Linked DNA regions of Homo sapiens: region 2 is linked to region 1. Evidence: chromatin loops called from intact Hi-C (ENCODE). Cell type or tissue: chondrocyte. All regions are shown on one strand. Links, peaks and the distances in the headings refer to the core of each region. The heading gives the core; the rest is flanking DNA.

Evidence for each region. A loop is a pair of places that touch in the nucleus more often than their neighbours do. Peaks named below come from ENCODE experiments on the same cell type or tissue, not always from the same donor. Only the 100,000 strongest peaks of a DNase experiment are listed, where the experiment ranks them.
Region 2: a loop joins it to region 1, with 7 times the contacts of the local background. A loop is called at or near these places in 94 of 110 quality-filtered maps.

Annotation. Positions count from the first base shown.
Region 1 is chr5:178,546,518-178,556,270 of GRCh38, reverse strand. The region is part of intron 2 of COL23A1 (collagen type XXIII alpha 1 chain); the gene reads left to right. Among named protein-coding and RNA genes, the nearest start is that of COL23A1, 39 kb to the left of the region's middle. RefSeq lists an enhancer at 1,680-2,238. In chondrocyte, for the core only: CTCF peaks have their summits at 4,802 and 5,005 (motif pointing right); no DNase peak of the experiment used is centred there.
Region 2 is chr5:178,274,990-178,284,742 of GRCh38, reverse strand. The region is part of intron 5 of COL23A1 (collagen type XXIII alpha 1 chain); the gene reads left to right. Among named protein-coding and RNA genes, the nearest start is that of PHYKPL, 47 kb to the right of the region's middle. In chondrocyte, for the core only: a CTCF peak has its summit at 4,597 (motif pointing left); DNase peaks (open chromatin) are centred at 3,962, 4,562, 5,472, 6,212 and 1 weaker place.

The DNA.
Region 1 (9,753 bases), core at 612-8,611:
CGCATTGTTTTTCATGGGCTGCCTTGTTCATGGGTTTGCCCTTTCTCTTTGAGGTGGTCTGTGCCCGTCTGTGTATCCGAGATAGCTGCTGCCTTGTTTTGGTCCAGGAAAGAATCTGGCCATGCTGTTGGAATGTCCTGTAATGCACTTGGCCAGTCCCCGCCAAGGACGTTTGGGTCATTTCCGACCCTGTGTTATTCAGACAGGGCTGCGTGTGTGCTGTGATGGAGGGAAGAAGGCCTGCTGTGTAGCCTGTTGTCTGACTTCCTCGTGCTTTGTTCTCCCAGGCACGCTGCAGGCCTGAGGGTATTGACTGAAGGACGGGAGCCCTCAGTCTGTGGGGAGAGGCTGGGCTTTACCGCAGCAAACACAGGTTCCTGCAGGGAGGCTCTGGCCAGGTGGGTCCTGAAGCCTCCCCCTGGGAGCTGCCCTATGGTCCGGCCTCCACCGTCTGTGAACAGTAGTGACTCGGGGGCATCCCAGGGAACTGGTGAGGGCCGGCACCTTGGAGCCTGGGAACCTGGACTTGAGTCTTGACTCCGCCTTGTAAATAACTGCCCTGTGGTCCCACTCCACGTGTCCTGGAGCCAAGGGTCACTGTGGCCCTTGCATTCACTCACTCTTTGGGTTACAAGCATCAGAACATTAATTAGTGTTCTGATCACCCTGCACTAATAAAGCGAAAAAGGAAATTTTTAGTGCAGACAACTAGAAATGGAAAGGTCTGAGGTGCAGCTGGCTTCAGGCCCATCTGGGCTCAGGGCTCGCTCTCCTCTCTCAGCTCTTCTCCGCTTGTCTTCAGACAGCCTCTGCTGGAGTGACCTATGCTTGGGAAGGTGGCCGCCAGTATAGCTCTAGGTGTATATCACATGTGCTCAGCAACCCCAGCAGATACAGCACTGTTCTTTCCCGAAAGTCTCAGAATTGGGGCATGGGGAGTGTTATGGGTTGAACTGTGTCCTCCCATATTCGTATCTTGAAGTCCTAACCCTCAGGGCTTCAGAATGGGACTGTGTTTGGAGATAACAATGTTCCCTTGGAGAGTAGGTGACATGAGGCCTTAGGGTGGGCCCTCATGACCGCTGTCCCTGTAATAAAAGGAGATTTGGACACGTAGACCCATGCAGAGGGCAGGCCATGTGAAGACACGTGGAGAAGACACTTTTGCTGAGCCATGAGCTCAGAAGGAAATCAGCCTGACGGCACCTTATCACATTTCTGCTGTTTTAAGCCGCACAGTCTGTGGTACCTTTTTATGTCCACACCCAGACACTAACCCAGGGAGTTATTGTTTAAGGGGCACCTCGTTTCTGTTTGGAAAGATGAAAAGTCCTGGAAGTGGATAGAGGGGATGGTTGTTGTGTTTAATCTTGGAACTTCGTGCTTTAAAATGCTCAGGTTTATGTTATATGTATTTTACCATGATTTTTTTTTTTACGTCCCAGAATGGATCCCAGTTTGCCTGGCTTGGGGCAGGTGCCTCTCCTTGAAAAATTGCACTGACTTGGAGCATGGGACACGTTGATGGGCCAGGTCATTGGTGGATCATGTGACCATTCTTGGAACCAGGGGAGACAAAGTGGGGGAGGGTTGGCAATACCAGAAGCATGTGGTGTCGGGGAGGGTGGTTCCTTCATGAAAAATTAGGATCTTTTCCCAGAAGAGAGAACGAATATAGCTGGGCACAAGCAGTAGGTGACCAGACTCTTCCGGTGACGGCTGGCCCAGTCACCGCCAGGTGGTTTGCAAAGGTGTAACCAAAGGGTTGGCTCCACTTAAAGCACACCAGGAGGGCTGGGCGTGGTGGCACACATCTGTAATTCCAGCACTTTGGGAGGCCGAAGTGGGCAGATCACCTCAGGTCAGGAGTTCGAGAGCAGCCTGGCCAACATGGCGAAACCCCGTCTCTACTAAAAATGCAAAAATTAGCTGGGCATAGTGGCACACGCCTGTAATCCCAGTTACTTAGGAGGCTGAGGCAGGAGGATTGCTTGAACTCAGGAGGCAGAGGTTGCAGTGAGCCAAGATTGAGCCATTGCACCCCAGCCTGGGTGACAGAGCGAGACTCCATCTCAAAGAAAAAAAAAAAGAAGAAAGGAAAAAATAAAACACACCAAGAGGCAGCGTGGCCCAGGGGAAAGTGTGTTGACTTCCCATCTAGGCTGCGTGGCCCGATTCTCTGTTGCTCACCGGCTCCGTGACCTCACACTTATCCTCCTTGTGCCTCGGTTTTCCACCTGTGAAGTGAAGTGGGGTTTCTGAGAGTAGCTGTGTCATGGGATGGTTTTGAGGATCAAATGGGTTCACATGTGCAGACAGCTTAGAACGAGGCCTGGCACTGCGTCCTCAGAGCTTGTCTGTTGTTAGGTCCGTCGCCATCAGTCGGGAGCTGCCAGAGAGGAAGGGAGAAGAGACACAGAGTAGGAGGCCACTGGGAATCTTCAGGAGGGGAAGAGCGAGGGCTTGGCAGACTTTACTGGCACGTTCTTCTAGGACGTGGGTATGAAGATGCTGGCGATGCTGGAGTGAGAGAAACAGAAAAGGAAAGTGTGTGGCCGTGAACCCTCATCAGCCACCCACGTGCCCAGAAGGCCTCGAGCAGAGCTGGGCTTCTGCCCGTCACGCTGTTTGCACTTGTTACTAACCAGGCTCAAACTGCCTGGACATTGTCAGGAACATTCCAGAATGGTATCATCCTTTTCGTTTTCTTTTTGTGTCTTTTTGGATCCTTGCAGAATATTGCAGAGACATTGTGCTTGGTTTCCAAGGATGGGCACTGTACTTGCAATGTCGGGTGATTTTCCAGAAATGAATAATAATCCAGAGTTTAATGCAAGTCAGAAATCCTCTGCTCCATCAAAACATTTGGCAGTTTGCGTAGAGGAGTGAAACTCCACTTAGGACCGTAGAAAGCACAATGTGGAAGTTATACAGAACCTGATACATTTCGTTGATAGTTTATGGAAAATGTCACAGAGCGGAACAGAAGTGGTAAAAGTTGCTCATATTCAGCCTGTTTACTGCCTTACTGCCTTTGTTGGCTGGAAAAGAGCCTAGCGAAGGGCACACGCTGTCTTGGGACTTTTTTTTTTTTTTTTTTTAAGATAGGATCTCACTCTGTCGGCCAGGCAGAAGTGCAGTGGTGCAGTCACGGTTCACTGCAACCTTGAACTCCTGAGCTCAAGTGATCCTCCTGCCTCAGCCGGGATAATAGCTGGGACCACAGGCGTGTGCCACCATGGCTAATTAAAAAAAATTTTCCTGGCCAGGCGCAGTGGCTCACGCCTGTAATCCCAGCACTTTGGGAGGCCAAGGCGGGGGGATCACAAGGTCAGAAGATCAAGACCATCCTGGCCAACATGGTGAAATCCTCTACTAAAAATACAAAAATTAGCCAGGTGTGGTGGCACGCGCCTGTAGTCCCAGCTACTCAGGAGACTGAGGCAGGAGAATCACTTGAACCCGGGAGGTAGAGGTTGCAGTGAGCCAAGATCGCACCACTGCACCCCAGCCTGGCGACAGAGTGAGACTCTGTCTGAAAAAAATTTTTTTTTTTTTTTTTTTAATTTTTTTTGGTGAGTTAGGAGCTCACTTTTTTGCCCAGGCAGGTCTCGAACTCCTGCTTTCAAAAGATCCCCTCCCAAAGTGCTGGGATTACAGGGGTGAGCCACCTTGCCCAGCCTCTCATAGGATTTCAATGCAAGAAATTGTTACCCTTTTTGGGATTATTTTTTATAGAATTTTTTAAAATGATACACGTATATATTTATAAGCATTAAATCTCAGTCGACTTGAGTTTATGGCAAAATTGAGTGGCCTATAAGGCAGCTACCTTGGTATGTCAGACTCTGCCAAGTGAAAGGAGGTCATTTGTGTGTCTGATTTTTTGGGGGGCACGAGAATACTCTGGAGGCTGGTTGCCATTCCCTCGCTTCACTATGCATAGGTATTTGTTCATTCATTCATTCATTCATTCGTCTCTCCTACCCTATTTTGTGCTGGTCCTGGGGGAGCTATTGACTAAGATTCTTAGAGGCAATTGCAGACCCAGTTGTTAGAGGAAGGCAGGAGAGGTACAAGACCCATAACAGATGCGGAGAATAGGATGAGCCCTGAGGAAACACCAGTCCTACAGAAATTACAAGGAGAGATCACTTCGGGTCAGGAGGATCTGGGTTGGAGGAGGGTCCTTCCTGGGGAAGATGATAATTGGGCAAGGTTTTGAAGACTGGTTGTCAGGTTAGCCACCTGGGATGGGGGATGCATTCTGAGAGACTGACATCCTGAGTGGAGGCAGAGGGGAGCTCCGAGCACCGGTGGGAACTCTTGTTTGCTTGGAAGGTGGCAGTGGGAGGGGAGGGTGAGTCCAGGGTCTGGAGAGATTGAGGCTTTATTCCATGGGACACAGTTGATGGTGTCTGAGTGGAATTTAGCTTTAAGACGAGGGCTCTGGAAACAGCATGAAGGACAGACTAGATCATACTTGGTTCCAACAGAGGGGCCCCTGAGGGGGTGCTCAGGGCAGGAGACAGCTTGCCTGGTTCACTGCAGCATCCCCTAAATCCAGCACGGTGCCAGGCACGGGGAGGAGGGTTGATAACGCCCTGTCGAATGGCCATGAGAATTGATAGCCGGGAACAGCTGTGAGAGGCACTGGGTCATGTGGTGGACAGAACTCACAAACTGGGTGGGTGGGCACAGGAGAAGACAGAGAAGCCTGAAGCAGCATGCCTTTGGGGAGGGGAAGCTGCGCAGAAACAGGAAATCCCCAAAGAGGGATCAATTTGGAAGAGAAGATGGTAAGCATGGTTTTGGGCAGTGGACCTTAAGAACCAATTTGTAAGACCCACTGATGAAAGGAAAAAAATAATTAGAAGTCTTCTCTTAAAGCATAGTTTAACCACCTGAGTCTATCAATTATAAAATGTGTCATGTCCTATAAATAAAGATCTTGAAGTTTCTGTGCTGACCATTGGAATCTGGAGATGTTCTTGTGACCACTAGATGGAGCCCATTATACTCATTAAATTCTATAGAAATTGAACAGGAATGTAAAAGAAAAATAATTTATATATATTTAAATATATAAATATAAAATATATTAATATAATATATAACATATAATATATTAATATATATTTTAAAATTACTAGAAAGCACACAAAAGTTCAAACCAAGAGCAGTGACACACAAAGTTAACCACCTGCTCTGGTGTTTCTCTCCAAAAATGGAAGACCCTCAGAATTTTCCAGATGGTTCCAGAATCAAGCGGTTTGCTGTTGGTTTGGGGAGATGATGAAGATTCTGTGAAAGGTAGACTATCTGTTAGAAAACAGATTTCTAGAACATTTGCCACTGACCCAGTACTTACAGAGCACCATCAGGTTTAATTGTAGTGGAGAATCCCTGAAACTCTGGGAAGACAAGACCAGAGCTGTCTTGACCCCAGCTTGGCCAACTCCGTGCCAACTATTGAGTGACAGGTGCAGCCTTTTACTCTGTGGGGTGTCATTATCACACGCCCCCCTATGCCAGGAGCTCACCCACATGCTGTAGCGGCCTTTCCTGGGGGACAGGTTCAGTGCAGTAATACTATCTGGCTTCTTACCTGACTTCTTATGCCGGGGTATATTCCACATGGATTGAAGATCTAAATGTAAAAAATACAACCATGGCTGGCTAGACAAAAATACGATACATCACTTTTTAAAATTACGCAGTAGAAACAGATTTTATAAGCCTGGCACTGAAGTCAGAAACCATAAAGCCGTGCTTCTCAACTGGGACTGTTTTGCCCCCAGGAGGTCACATGGCAGTATTTGGAGACATTTGTAGTTGATCATACTTTGTGGGTGCTACTGGCATATGGACTAGGTAGAGGCAGGGGTGCTGTTGAGTGTCCTACAAAGCCCAGGACAGCCACCACCACAAAGAACTATCCGGTCCCAAATGTTAGTAGTGCCCAGGTTGAAAAACCTTGCCATAGAAGAAAACATTTCCTTGAACATTTTAAGCTTAAAAGGTTAAATTTTCTGTATAGACAGAAAAATCTTCTTTAGTTTACATATTTGGGCAAAAACTAAGTGAAGTTATGTGAACTCAGATCAGCTCTCACAGATAAAACAACTTGCTAGGTTTCCTAGTTTCCTGGGAGTAGAGCACTTCAGATTCCAGAAATGATATATTTGCACATTATGGTAATTTGCTAGAAGCAAGAATGGAGTCTCATGGAGGTATCTGATCATTCTTTTGCCCAACCAGATCCTTTCTTTACTTAATATTAAAAAATAATTTTAATTTTCATTACAGAATGTTTCAAATATATAAAAAAGTACAGAGAAGAATATAATACTGATGTCCGTTTCATCTAGATTTAATGAATAACATCATTTTCTCATGTTTGTTATTTTGTTGTTAAAGAAATTGTTTTTGTTTTTGTTTTTGTTTTGTTTTTTGAGACAGGATTCTGCTCTTGTTGTCCAGGCTGGAGTGCAATGGTGCAATCTCGGCTCACTGCAACCTCTGCCTCCCGGATTCAAGCGATTCTCCTGCCTCAGCTTCTCACGTAGCTGGGATTACAGGAGCACACCACCACGCCTGGCTAATTTTTTGTATTTAGTAGAGACAGGGTTTCACCATATTTGTCAGGCTGGTCTCAAACTCCTGACCTCAGGTGATCTGCCCACCTCAGCCTCCCAAAGTGATGGGATTACAGGCATGAGCCATCGTGCCTGGCCAAGAAATGAAATGTTTTAGACAGAGCCAAGGTACCAGTTCCTCTCCCATTCCCCTATTCTCTGCCAGGCAACAAATGTCTTGAGTTGGTAGCTATACTTTTTCTGCATGTTTTCTGTATATTATATTTTATTAAATATGTGTACCATGGCAATATATTTTATTGTCCTACTACTTGTTATTTGTGTGTCTTTTCATCTGTTTTATCCCTTCATTTTTTTTTTCAAGAAGTATTTGTATGGGTCCGGGCATGGTGGCTCATGCCTGTAATCCCAGCACTTTGGGAGGCCGAGGCGGGTGGATAACCTGAGGTCAGGAGTTCGAGACCAGCCTGACCAACATGGTGAAACCCCGTCTCTACTAAAAATACAAAAATTAGCCGGGTGTGGTGGCATGCGCCTGTTATCCCAGCTCCTCGGGGCTGAGGCAGGAGAATTGCTTGAACCTGGGAAGCGGAGGTTGCAGTGAGCCGAGATCGTGCCATTGCACTCCAGCCTGGGCAACAGAGCGAGACTCCATCTCAAAAAAAAAGAAGTATTTGTATGGATGCTTGCAGGTCTAGTCATTTCCTGTGACTGTCGTTTCTACAATGGAGCACTGCAGCATGCCATCGCAGTGTATGAACATACTACTATTCATCTCGTCTGCTGCTGATAGACATTTATTTTTATTTAAGTTTTTGTTGTTTTTGCTATTAAAAAGCCTTGATGGACATTTTTAAAAATTCTGTATAGAAAGCAAATGCCACCTTAAGTTTGAAAATAAGTGACAAAATGAAAAAACAATTTCAACACATACAACAAATACATAGTTAATATGCATGAGATATAAAGTGCTCTTATACAAGAATAAGGACAAGCCAGAGGCTCTAGTAAAGAATGGGCAAAGATGGGAAACAGAGGTTGCAGGGAGCCGAGATTGCGCCACTGCACTCCAGCTTGGTGACAGAATGAGACTCTGTCTCAAAAAAAAAAAAAAAAAAGAATAGGCAAAGGATGTGGATAGGGATCCCCACAGGACATTGGCAGGACGTGGAGGTGGACTGAGTGAGGGGGAGCAAGGGAGAGGGAAGATCGGGTGACTCCCGGTTTTTGGATGATGCCCAGATTTTTGAGTTGGGAACTCACTGGTGCCACTTGCCAGGATGAGAGCAGGACCAGGATGGGGACGATTAAGAGTTTGTTGAGATCTGTTAATTTTGGCATGACTGTGGGACATATGAGAGGAGATATGCAATCAGCCCTTGGATTAAATGGCCCAAAAAAGGTGGAGGCAGCAGTGCAGGGCCCGGCCGGAGTGGGCATTTGTCACAGTGATTCTGACTACATCTGTACACACGGTGCCGGGAGTGATGCTGCTATGCTGGCTGCCTTCCTTAGCCCAGAGTCCAGCAGGCCTCTTTGTTCTTTACAGAGTTTGCCAAGGTTCCCCAGAGAAACAGAACCAATAGGGTGTGTGTGTGGGGGTGAGGGGGGGTATGTGTGTGTGGGTGTGGGGGTGGGTGTGTTTGTGGGTGGGTGTGTGTGGGTGGGTATGGGGGTGTGTGGGGGGTGGGTGTGGGTATGTGGGTGTAGGTGTGTGGGTGTGTGTGGGGGGTGGGTGTGGGTGTAAGTGTGCGTGTGGGATGTGTGTATGGGTGGGTGTGGGGTGTGGGTGTGTATGGGGGTGTGGGTGTGGGTGTGTGTAGGTGGGTGGGTGTGGGGGTGTGTAGGTGGGTGGGTGTGGGGGTGTGTGTCAGTGTGTGTGGGGGGTGTGTGGGGGGTGGGTATGTGGGTATAGGTGTGGGTGTGGGGGTGTGTGGGGTGGGTGTGTGGGTGTGGGGGGTGTGTATGGGTGTGTGTGTGGGTGTGTGGGGGGTGGGTGTGTGGGGGGTGTGTATGGGGGGTGTGTGTGTGTGGGGGGGTGTGGGTGGGTGTGTGTGGGGGGTGTGTGTGTGGGTGGTTGTGGGGGTGTGGGTGTAGGTGTGTGTGGGGGTGTGTATGGGGGTGTGTGGGTGTGTTTGTGGGTGTGAGTGTGTGGGTGTGGGGGTGTGTATGGGGATGTGTGGGTGTGTGTGTGGGTGTGTGGGTGTGTGTGCCCACACGTGCATGCATAAAGAGATTTATTTGAAGGAATTGGCTCACGTGATTATGGGGACTATCAAGTCCAAAATCTGGCCCAGGAGAGCCAATATTCTTACCCATGTTCTTTCCCATGTTCTCGCCACCCGCCTTTTTTCTCACTGCCGGTCATAGAGGTGACTTGGGCCAGGGCTCGGCTCTGCTGAGTTCCGAGTGTGCCCCAGGGGCTGATGATTGAAAGTCATTTGCATTTAGCTCGGTGCTGGCGTGAATCAGATACTGTCGGGGTACTTGCCACTCAGTGTCACGGAAATGTATTCCCTACGGGGAAATAGTTTGGAAATACCTTCCCTGAAAAGCCTTCTCTACCTTTTGCAGCTGACATTTCCTGTTTTACTTCCCAAATTGCCTGAATTGAGCAGAGTTTGGGAGCTCTGTGGACCCAGGCGCTCCCAGAAGGATGCCCCCCAAGCTTGGAAGGCCACTCTGCATGCGAGCGGCTTCCCTCCGGCTTCTCTGCCCTGGAGCCCCTGTGCCTCCTCCGTGTTCCTCCAGGGGCCTCACACAGGCCCCTTGTGCTGCCCCACAGCTCGGGTGCCCCTGGCCTTGCAGAGATGGTGCCCACAATCTCTGCTGTGAGCCTGCCAAGCCCACACCTTTGGCACGGAGTTGCCTCAGGCTGCCTTCTGTCCTTGTGGGGCTGATGGAAGCGGGTGTCACGGACAGAAATAGCTGCCCTTGCTACATGGTACAAATAGGACTGGCTGTGGCAGAAACCTGGACAGTTTTCTGTTTTCCCTTCATCCTTGCATTTGGTTCCCTCATCCCAGTCCCACTCTGCCCTCGTGAACCCTCAGTCCTTTTACCTCATCGTCCAGTAAGTGTTAGTGGCGCGTCACCGCAGCCAGGCCCTGGGACGGCCCCCAGTGTCAGGACGAGGCAGCTCTGGGGGGCAGAC
Region 2 (9,753 bases), core at 1,083-9,082, 270 kb after region 1:
CTTTTCTGCATCATTAAAAATCCTTAGAGAATGTAATGGCTACATTGTATTTGATCCGATATATCATTTATTTAGTCTCAAAGTTAAATTATTTATATTGACAATTTTTCACCCTTACAGTCAACATCCTGGGAATAAATATAGCTTATTTCCATGATTATCTCCTTAGAATAAATGACTAAAAGTGGAATTGCTGCACCAAAGGGTTTGCACATGTGTAAGGCTTTTGATGTGTATTGCCAAATTGCCCTCCAGGAGACTGTACTAATTTACATTCCCACCAACAATGAATAAATGCTGTCTATTTCCCCAAATGCTGGCCAACTGTGGGTATTACACTTTTAAAGCTATGCCAATATAAGTTTTAAAATATATACATATATGTATGAATATTGTTTTAATTTAGGGCATATTTTAATTAGAACTAGTCAGAGATTAAACTAGTTTTGATAAGGTTTGTGTAATCCTGTCACCTCGTGGTAAAGGTTGGAATTGCAGGCATAGAGTTTAAAGAGGAAATCACCCGTGTTTAAGAGCTTTTGGATCCCAACTGGTCCAGGGACGGAAGACATCATAGAATCAACAGCATAGGGATAATTCCTAACTCAGAACATTGTGGATCAAAAGTTGAGCCTTCAGAGGAGCCCTAGGCACGGCACTCTTGCATTTTGGGGTAGTAATCAGTATTTATGTGGATAAAGTGATTTGCCCATCTCAGAAATAGGAGGCTTGGCTGTGTTCAACAAATCTGGTGGGTGTCATACCCTGGCCTGGGCACTGGGGTGGCACAAAGATGGATCAGGCCCAGTCACAGTCTTTAGAGAACCATATGGGAATGGGAGTTTGCCCTGGGATAGAGAGGAATGAATAATTAGAAGCTCAATGTCATCTTCCCGGAGGTATCTTGTTTATCATGAGCGCTTTTTCCTCTCTAAACTGTGGCATCTGACTAAGATGAAACCACCTGTCACTCATGCAGGGCTTAATCTTGCCTGAACTTTGACTTACACAGAAAACATTAGACTTTCTCATCATCTCCTATTTACAATGTCACAATGTTTGCTTTTCCTCTTCTTTGGTAGTTTGATTGTCTTAACTCTTAACATTAAGCTTTAGTGACTTTCTGGTTTGTTTTACACATTCAGAAAGCTATTTAAACATTTCTTCGATATCATTTAATGTACTTACAAGAGAATAAAACAAGGATGTGATGAGAGTGTTGGCTGGGTGAATGGACAGGTATAATTTGGATTAAATAATCAGAAGGTTCTTGAGGAAAGTAACATTGAAGTGAGATTTAAATGATGAAAAAGCTGCAGAGATCTTGGGGGAGATCCCGGCAGAGGAAAAAGCAAGTGCACAGGTCATGAAGTTGGAGCAAGCTTTGTGTGTTCAGGTACACTCAAGGTCAGTGTGGCAGGAGTGAGTGAGCAGGTGACAGGAAACGATAGGAAGTGAAGCCAAAGAAGCTCCCAGAGCTGCACCAAGTAGAACCAAGACAGAGGCGAGGGCTGGGGGATGGAACTTGACTCTGTGTTTATAGAAATCACTTGTCCCGGCCGGGCGCGGTGGCTCACGCCTGTAATCCCAGCACTTTTGGAGGCCAAGGCGGATGGATCACTTGAGGTCAGGAGTTCAAGATCAGCCTGGCCAATACGGTGAAACCCTGTCTCTACCAAAAAAAATAAAAATAAAAATACAAAAACTAGCCAGGTGTGGTGGTACATGCCTGTAGTCCCAGCTACTTGGGAGGCTGAGGCAGGAGAATCACTTGAACCCAGGAGGCAGAGGTTGCAGTGAGCCAAGATTACGCCACTGCACTCCAACCTGGGTGACAGAGCAGAGCGAGACCATGTCTCAAAAAAAAAAGAAAAAAGAAAAATCACTTGTCCCCAGAGATAGACTGCCAAGGGGTTGGAGATCCCCCACTCATGGTGCTTCCTTTGGGAACAGAGAAGAAAAGACTGTCACCCTTCATCTCCCAAAGCCCTTCCAATGTGCCAGGGAAGCAGGTGCAAGTATTGAGTGCTTGCTGGGTGCGCACTCATGCATGCCGTCTCACCATGGGAGGCTAGTGGTTTCAACCCTACCTGACAGATGAGAAATCTGAGCTCAGAGGGTGACAGGACTTAGCTGAGACACACGGCCTGCTTGCATGCCAAAGCCTGGATTAGCACCCAGGCTATGTGACCCTACTCCCTCACACCAACCAGCCAGCCTCTCAAGCTGTCTACAGTAGCAGGGCCGGGGCCAGGATGGGCTGCTTATTGGCAGGAGAGTGCTTCTCAGACCACCCCCAGAAACACATACTTGGAGAGGATGTTTGGTTTCTCCTGCTCATACCTGTCTGTATCCAGCCCTGCTGCTCCCTTCCCAACTATTGTATTCCACCCCTGGTATCAAAGTGTTAGGATGCTTTCCTGCTTTACGAAAAAAGAAAAACAAAAACTAAGTCTAACTTAAACTTAAAAGTCCATTTCTTCATTTCACCTCCTCTCCTATTCCTCATTCATACCTCCGTGTCATAGCCGTTATTAGAAATTAGGAAGAATTTCTAAATCTTCCCCTGGTAATGAAATGTCCAGTTCTGTATCACTGTGCAGGGTGTCCCTGCAGAGGAGCAGCTGAACGGAGCAGGGCATGCTCAGCCTGGGCAATATGGCAAAACCCCATCTTTTTTTTTTTTTTTTGGAGACAGTGTCTTGCTCTGTCGCCCAGGCTGGAGTGCAGTGGCATGATCTCGGCTCACTGTAACCTTCGCCTCCTGGGTTCAAGTGATTCTCGTGCCTCAGCCTCCCAAGTAGCTAGGATTACAGGTACGCACCACCACGCCTGGCTGATTTTTTTGTGTTTTTAATAGACACAGGGTTTTGCCATGTTGCACAGGCTGGTCTCAAACTCCTGAGCTCAGGCAATCTGACCACCTCGGCCTCCCAAAGTGCTAGGATTACAGGCATGAGCTGCCAATCCTGGCCGAATCCCCGTCTGTTTTAAAAAATAAAATTTTAAATCAATCAATTAATTATTAAAAAGTAGAAAAGGCCTCCTTGGCTACAGGGCAGAAACTGGAGGAAGGGGTGCGGGTAGGAGGCGGTTGCACTAATTTGCTGGTGAAGCCTGAATGACTAACAGAAACGAGGGCTGGCAGGCGTCACAGGTCAGCTCTGAGCACACCCAAAACCACACGCACGGCACCTCCTGGGCCCCGGAGCGCCGTGCCCAAGCCCCTCTGGAGTCGAGGGAGCGGTGACTGCACTTCATCTCCGGCCTCAGTCCTGGGAGCAGCGACAGCCGGGGCCCCAGGGGACTGCGAGAGCTCTGGGCTGAAATGTGGTCTGTGAGACGGGGCCTCGGCCTGGGACCAATTTTGAAATGAAGGACTCGGATGGACGGTTTGGAATTAATCAAGTGAACAAGAAAGGCCCATGGAGCACCGCACGTTCACACGCTCTCTTGCACTCTTGTAGTTCAAAAACAGCTTTGATTATAAAAATGTAATCAGTTAAACGATTTATCTGAAATATCCCAAATTCATCTGTTTTTAGATTTCAACATCCTCCATCTCATTTCCGTCTGACCCCTACAGTGCCACCCCACAATCCCCAGATTCTAGTGAAGCTGAGACCGGATGAAAGCCGACTCCGGAGTCCCTGATAATGGCACGCAGACTGGAACCTCAGGGAGATGCAACCAGGGCCACCATGCTGGCCGTTCTCCCCAGGGCCCTAAGTCTCTTGAGTCCAGCCTCTTGTCTTGGTCCAGCACTGTGTCCCCAGTGTCCCCGTGAGTGTCCCATGTGGGGCAGCCCATTCACAGGAGGCGGCCACCCCAGGTCAGTGGGGCCCGAGCTGCTGCTCCGCCCTCGGCTCCCAGATGCCTCCTGTATCTGCTGCAGTTTTTTGCATCCTCCTGGCAGCAGCCCAGGTACCTCCTGTCCACACCTAGCTCTGGGAGGAGACTTAGCAGGGACAGCAGTGTAGGGGGCCCAGCAGAGGGGGTTGGTCCTGCGCTTTGCTGTTTTGCCTGTGATATGTTTGCAGCGTGGTCACTGGCTGGAACCGCCTCCCACTTCCCCAGGCAACAGACCAGCCCCACAGCATCCTCGCCCCATCACATGGAAGAACATGTTCACAGACCTGCACAAAGTCACCGAGCCAAGCCCAGGTCTTCGAAGCAAATAGACTAAAGAGAAAGCAGTGATTTTGGTATGAAGCTGCCCCCGACCAGGACCCAGGGCTGGCACGATGTCCAGCCCATGCAGTGGAGACAGAATGGGCCCAGGGGTCTATAGTCCATGTGGCCTCAGGCACGTCCCTGGCCCCGCCAAGCCTCGGCCCCTTCAGCTATTGGGGGAACCAAGGAGATGACGCAGGAGAGCTTCAGAGTTGGGCACACGGACTGGGTTCAGGGACCGTTCCCACTGCTCTGTCCATTACCAATGCCAGCCAGGGAAGCCTGTGAGGCTGAAGGCGCCCCTTTTGGGCCTGCATCCTCAATGGCCAGCGTCCTGGCTGATCGCCCAGGCTGTGGCCCGAGGGCGGGAGTCCAGCGCAAGAGTCCGCCAGGGCTGGAGGCAGCCTTCGGCAGGTCAAGCGCGCCCTCTAGTGTTCCCTGGCCGGGCACGAGAGCCAGCAGGATGGACGTTCATTCAGAGAATCGTTCCCTTCACCGTTGTTGATCCATTCAGCGGGTATTTACTGTGTTCTCGTTATGTACGAGGCGCTTCGGCATTTGGGATACGGTAGCAGGAAACACATCCAGGGGTCCCTCCCCACTTGGAGCCTGTGGTTGAGTGGCAGACAGAACAAAAAACTCCCACAAATTCCAGCTTCACTATGCCTCGTGGCCAGGGCTAGGAGGCGGGGCTCCCGTTACCCAGACCTGGCCTGGTGGGGGTCAGGGGCACCGCCTTGAGGAAGGGAGGTGTGAGTCGAAGTCAGAAGGTGAAGAGGATGCTGATAAGTGGGGAGTTTCAGGGGGAACATCCAGAGAGGGTGCACCCAAGATGGGCCGGGATGGTAAGGGCGTAGGGGGAGGTGAGAAGCCTGTGTCCCTGGAGCACCCAGCCTTGAGGAATTGGCCATCTCTTGTCCACTCTGGAGTTCCACCCCGGGTGGCTGGACAAAGGGGCCCACAGCCCCACCCACCCAAGCTGAGAGCCCTCCCTGGGCTGGAACCTGAGGCCTCGTCTTCCCAGCCACGTGGAGGTTCTGGGCACAATTGAACCAGGCGCTGCAAGGTGGAGGGTCTAGCCTGAGAAGGACCAGGCTTAAACAAAATCTTTGCAAACCCCTCAGTCTGCCCGGGGAGCAGTGAGTTCCACATCACCAGGGGTGTGCGAGCCAAGGCTGCACATCCTCCGGTCAGGAAGGGCATCTGTGGTGGGCACTGGAGCCATGTGGCTGGTCACTGTGGGAGGAGAGGTGGCAGGAAGACAGAGCAGTGAGTCCATAAGTGAGAAACTGGCGGGGGCGGGAGCTGAAGAAGGCTCCTCAGAAGAGGTGACACGTGAGTCTGGAAGGAGGCGCTCAGGAGGAAGAGGTTGTCCTTGAATGCCAGGCCAGGGGTACAGCTTTGCCCTGAGGGCAGTGGGTGAGGGTGTGCCAGGTGCTACAGCAGCCAGAGGAGGGGCAGTCAGCAGGCAGGGCACAGGGCTCGAGCAAAGCTTTGGGCTGGTGTCCTGGCCTCTCCGAGCTCCAGATCTTCATCTGTGAAATGGGGATGATGAGGCTTCTGCCTGGCCGGTCTGTGGTCAGGGCCAGTGACATCTAGATAGGGAGGGAAGGGCCCACATTGCTTCAGCTCCACTCTGTTCCCTGGCTTCATTTACCCCAGGGCTGGCCCAGCGCGTCACAGCTGCTCTCATTAACCCACCCTTCCCCTGCTGCCTGCTGTGAGCCCAGATCCAGGGAGCCATTCCATCCGCAACACACTCAGTTTGCAGAGGAGGAAACGCGCTCCAGGGAAATTCAGCAGCTCACTCCCAGGTCTACGGGGCAGGACCTCATCATCAGGATGTACCCTGCTCCTTCACTGTGCAGGAAGGATGGGTATGTGGGGCAGGAGGTAGGGGGCCTGGCGGAGGCTGGCCCAGGAGGGTGGGAGGACTGGAGAGATGGACCTGAGCTAGAATTGCAGGCTCACGGGCTCACTGACGCTTGCAGCCGCCGGCAAGTGAGAAAATAGATGAGGCTGGTTGGGCGCAGGAGAGCAGAGAAAACGGCAGGGCCTGGGGTGAATCGGGGCACCCGCCCCATCGGGGTGCAGTTCCGCACATGCAGTCATCACTACCACATCTTCCAACATTTCCAGAGAAGCTGGAAATCCAAATTCTATAAAAATCCTTTGCATTTTTAAGGGTTTCAACCAGTTCTTTACCAGTGGGTGACAATTGTCTGTGGAAACCAAGGAGGGCCCACCCCACAGCCTAGGGGGCAGCTCTCAGGGAGGCTGGGAAACCAACCATGCCCCAAGGGTGGGGCAGGAGGGCAGAGCTTGGCCTGGGCATGGTCCAGGGGCCACAGGGCGAGGCAGAGTGACTGCAGCTTCAGTGTGTGCTGCGAGCTGTCCTGGTCACGCTGTCTCCCTCTAGACTGCCTCGTGGAGTTTGGCCACGCTGTGGCGGTCACCCTTCTGTGAAGGTCACACTTCCCGTCAGCTGCTGCTCCCTACTCTGGATTTCCACCCCATCCACGGCTGGCACCAAAATGAGCTGATGGTGTGTTCCCCCAGACTTCCTTCCACCAGAACAGCCCTCTGTGCCTGAGCTGGTGACCTGGGCAGCTCAGTCAGACACATCCCGGCCCGCCGGTCCCATCCTCCATCCTCCCTCACCCCACGGGGGTCAAGCTCTTTCCTCTCTGCCACCTTAATGAGGAACAGTATTTTCTGATACCTGACAGGGTAATCATGTCTCTCCCCACCAGTCATGGGCAAATGTGTCATTTCAGCAGGTATTTTTGGGATCGGTTCAAAGGCACAGTGCTGTAAACACCACCTCTGCTAGCCATGATGTGTGACATGGACATACATGTAATTACTTCCAGCACACTCAGGCATCACCGAGCAGGTCCTCTCCCCAAAATAGAAGCCAGCCGGTTTCACAGCCTCACAGCATCATAGAGCTGAAAGGGCCCTGGGAGACTTTCTAGGCCAAGGGTTACAAATCAGATGCCCTGCAGAGCTGGCGAGTCACCTCGCCATGGGCAGCAGGCTAGGCGTGAGACCACAGGGAAGGGTGGAGCCTGTGGACCAGGGTCTGCGAGATCTCCCGGCTTTTCAAGAAAAGCCCAAACTCTGGACGTTTATGTAAAAGGTTGCAATTTTTAAATGTGACTAATTCATTTGGTTTGGGGTTCTTTGTTTTTTTGTTTGTTTGAGACAAAGTCTCGCTCTGTCACCCAGGCCGGAGTGTAGTGGTGCCATCATAGCTCACTGCAGCCTCAACCTCCACGGTTTAAGCAATCCTCCTGCCTCAGCCTCCTGAGTAGCGGGAGCTACAGGCATGTGCCACCACACCCAACCTTTTTTTTTTTTTTTTTTAGAGATGAGGTCTCACTATGTTGCCCAGGCTGGTCTTAAACTCCTGAGCCAGGGTAATCCTCCTACATTGACCTTCCAAAGTGCTGGGATTACGGGCATGAGCCGTTATGCCCAGTCTGGGTTCTTTTAACTGCACGGATCAAATAAAACCTGGCTCCCAGAAAGACATTGCCCAATTCCAGCCCCTCACACTACAGATGAGCAGCACAGAGGGCAGCAGCCCAAGCAAGGCCAAGGAGCACATGAGGGGCAAGTCTCTGACCTTGGTGCAAGCGCTTGGGACCCCACCCAGCTGAAGCTCCTACAGTTTGCTGAGTTGAGGTGCATAGGTCACTACAGAGCCCACTCTACAAAATGCCCTAGGTCCCAGGAAGAAGTGCTCCAGGAGGAACATTGTGCCACCCTCAAGGCACCAGCAACAGCTGGGCTGAACCTAACTTTGAGGGTCTTTTCTTCCTTTCCCTAGCACAAAGAATTTGAGTTTGGGAAATTGCTAAGCCCCGGACAGTCTTGCTGCAGCCCATGTGTGTACAAAGAGCCTAGGCTGAGAAATCAGAACCGTATGGTGCTGACCCGCCCTGAAGGGGGCTGCCCACCCACCCCTTATCCACCAGCCGGCTCTAATGAGAGCTGGGAGGAGGCTCAGGGAACCTTCACACAGGAATGTGCACTTCCCAGGCTGGGACCTCAGGCCCCACCAGCCTTGTAATTTGATGAATTGTCAACATCTGGGGTGTAATTACTAGGTCCTGGCCTGATAATCCTGGTAAGCCCTTCTTCCAGGGGCCTTGTCCTAGTGCATTTTGAGGGCTCCGTTCCCTCACAGGAACCGTCAGCATTAATTACAGCCAGAAAGCAAGACAGGCCCCCAGCTCTGGCCGATTTGAGCGTTTACTCCTGTCTGCTTCTAAACGCGGCCAGTTTATTTGTTTGGTTCAGTTCAGCAGATGCTGGAGCCGATCTTGGGGAGTGCTGGGCCGCAGTCAGGAGGACAGGGCCAGCCCTGGACCTTTCCCTAACATAGAGCAAGAAGAGCAGCACAGGCTTTTCCCGGCAGATGAGCATCAAGACACTCCAGGGATGGAGCCACCATACTCCACATCCCGAATGTACTTCACCAGGAAACCTCCCCTCTGTAGCCACACGGTTATAGGACCACCAGTTTCAAATGCCCGCTGCGTTAGTACCAGGCCAATTACACTGAGACAGCAGGGTTTGCTGCAGAGAAAGAGTTTAATGATTGCAGGGCACCCAGCAAGGAGATGGAGGAGACCCTCAAATCCATCCCCCCAAGGAGTTCTGGGCCAGGGTGTTTAAGGGGATCATGGAGGGTGAGGGGCTGGAAAATTGGGGTCATTGATCGGTCAGGACCGGGGGGCTGAAATCAGCAGGATGTGGAGACCGCACTCCGGTGAATCAGCTCCCGTGGGATCCTTCCGACCAGCTGACTTTGTAGTTTCACTGGTGTGCAGGCTCTGAAAGAGTAGGGAAAAGGTAGTTTTTTACGTTCAGATTGGTATCTACGGAGCAGTTAAGGGGAACCATGACCCTGTAAGAGAACCTGCGCGATTCTGAGGCAGCAGGAAAACAGTTCCGAGAAGGGGTCAGGGAGCACGCTGACCTCATGATGATGCTGAGTGTGCCACAAGCTTGGTTTATTTTTGTTCCTCCCCCTCCCTTCTTCCCTAATTAACTTTATAACGTTTATAGGGCTGGTTTCAACACTTGTTAATATGCCTCAAAAGATGGCTCTGTGAACCCGGCTTAGGAAATACGCGACAGGCCGAGGGAGGGAGAGAGCAAAGCCTCAGCTTCACAGGTGGCAGAGCTGGCGGCACCGTCCAGGGTCCTGCTGCCGGCCTCTTGGAAGGCCACACACGGGTCGCTCCCAGCACTGTCCCCCAGGGCCAGGGCAAACCCTAATCCAGTGTCTGCTTGCCCGTGGGGCTTCGCATCTTGCATTGGTCTGGGAAACAAAGGCCACTGACCTGGGACCCAATTTGAACTTGTTGTTTGAGAGGAGAATGGCATGACCTGCATTTCACAAATGAGGAAACTGAGGCTCGGGGACACCCCAGTCCCTGAGCAAAGCAAGGGACTGAGGCAGCACCAGGGCTGGGGGAGGGCTGCCCATCCGGGGTCCCAGGACAGGTGGCCGCCTGGCCTGCTGCTCATGTGCAGCCCAGAGCTTTGTTTGTTTCTCACACATCC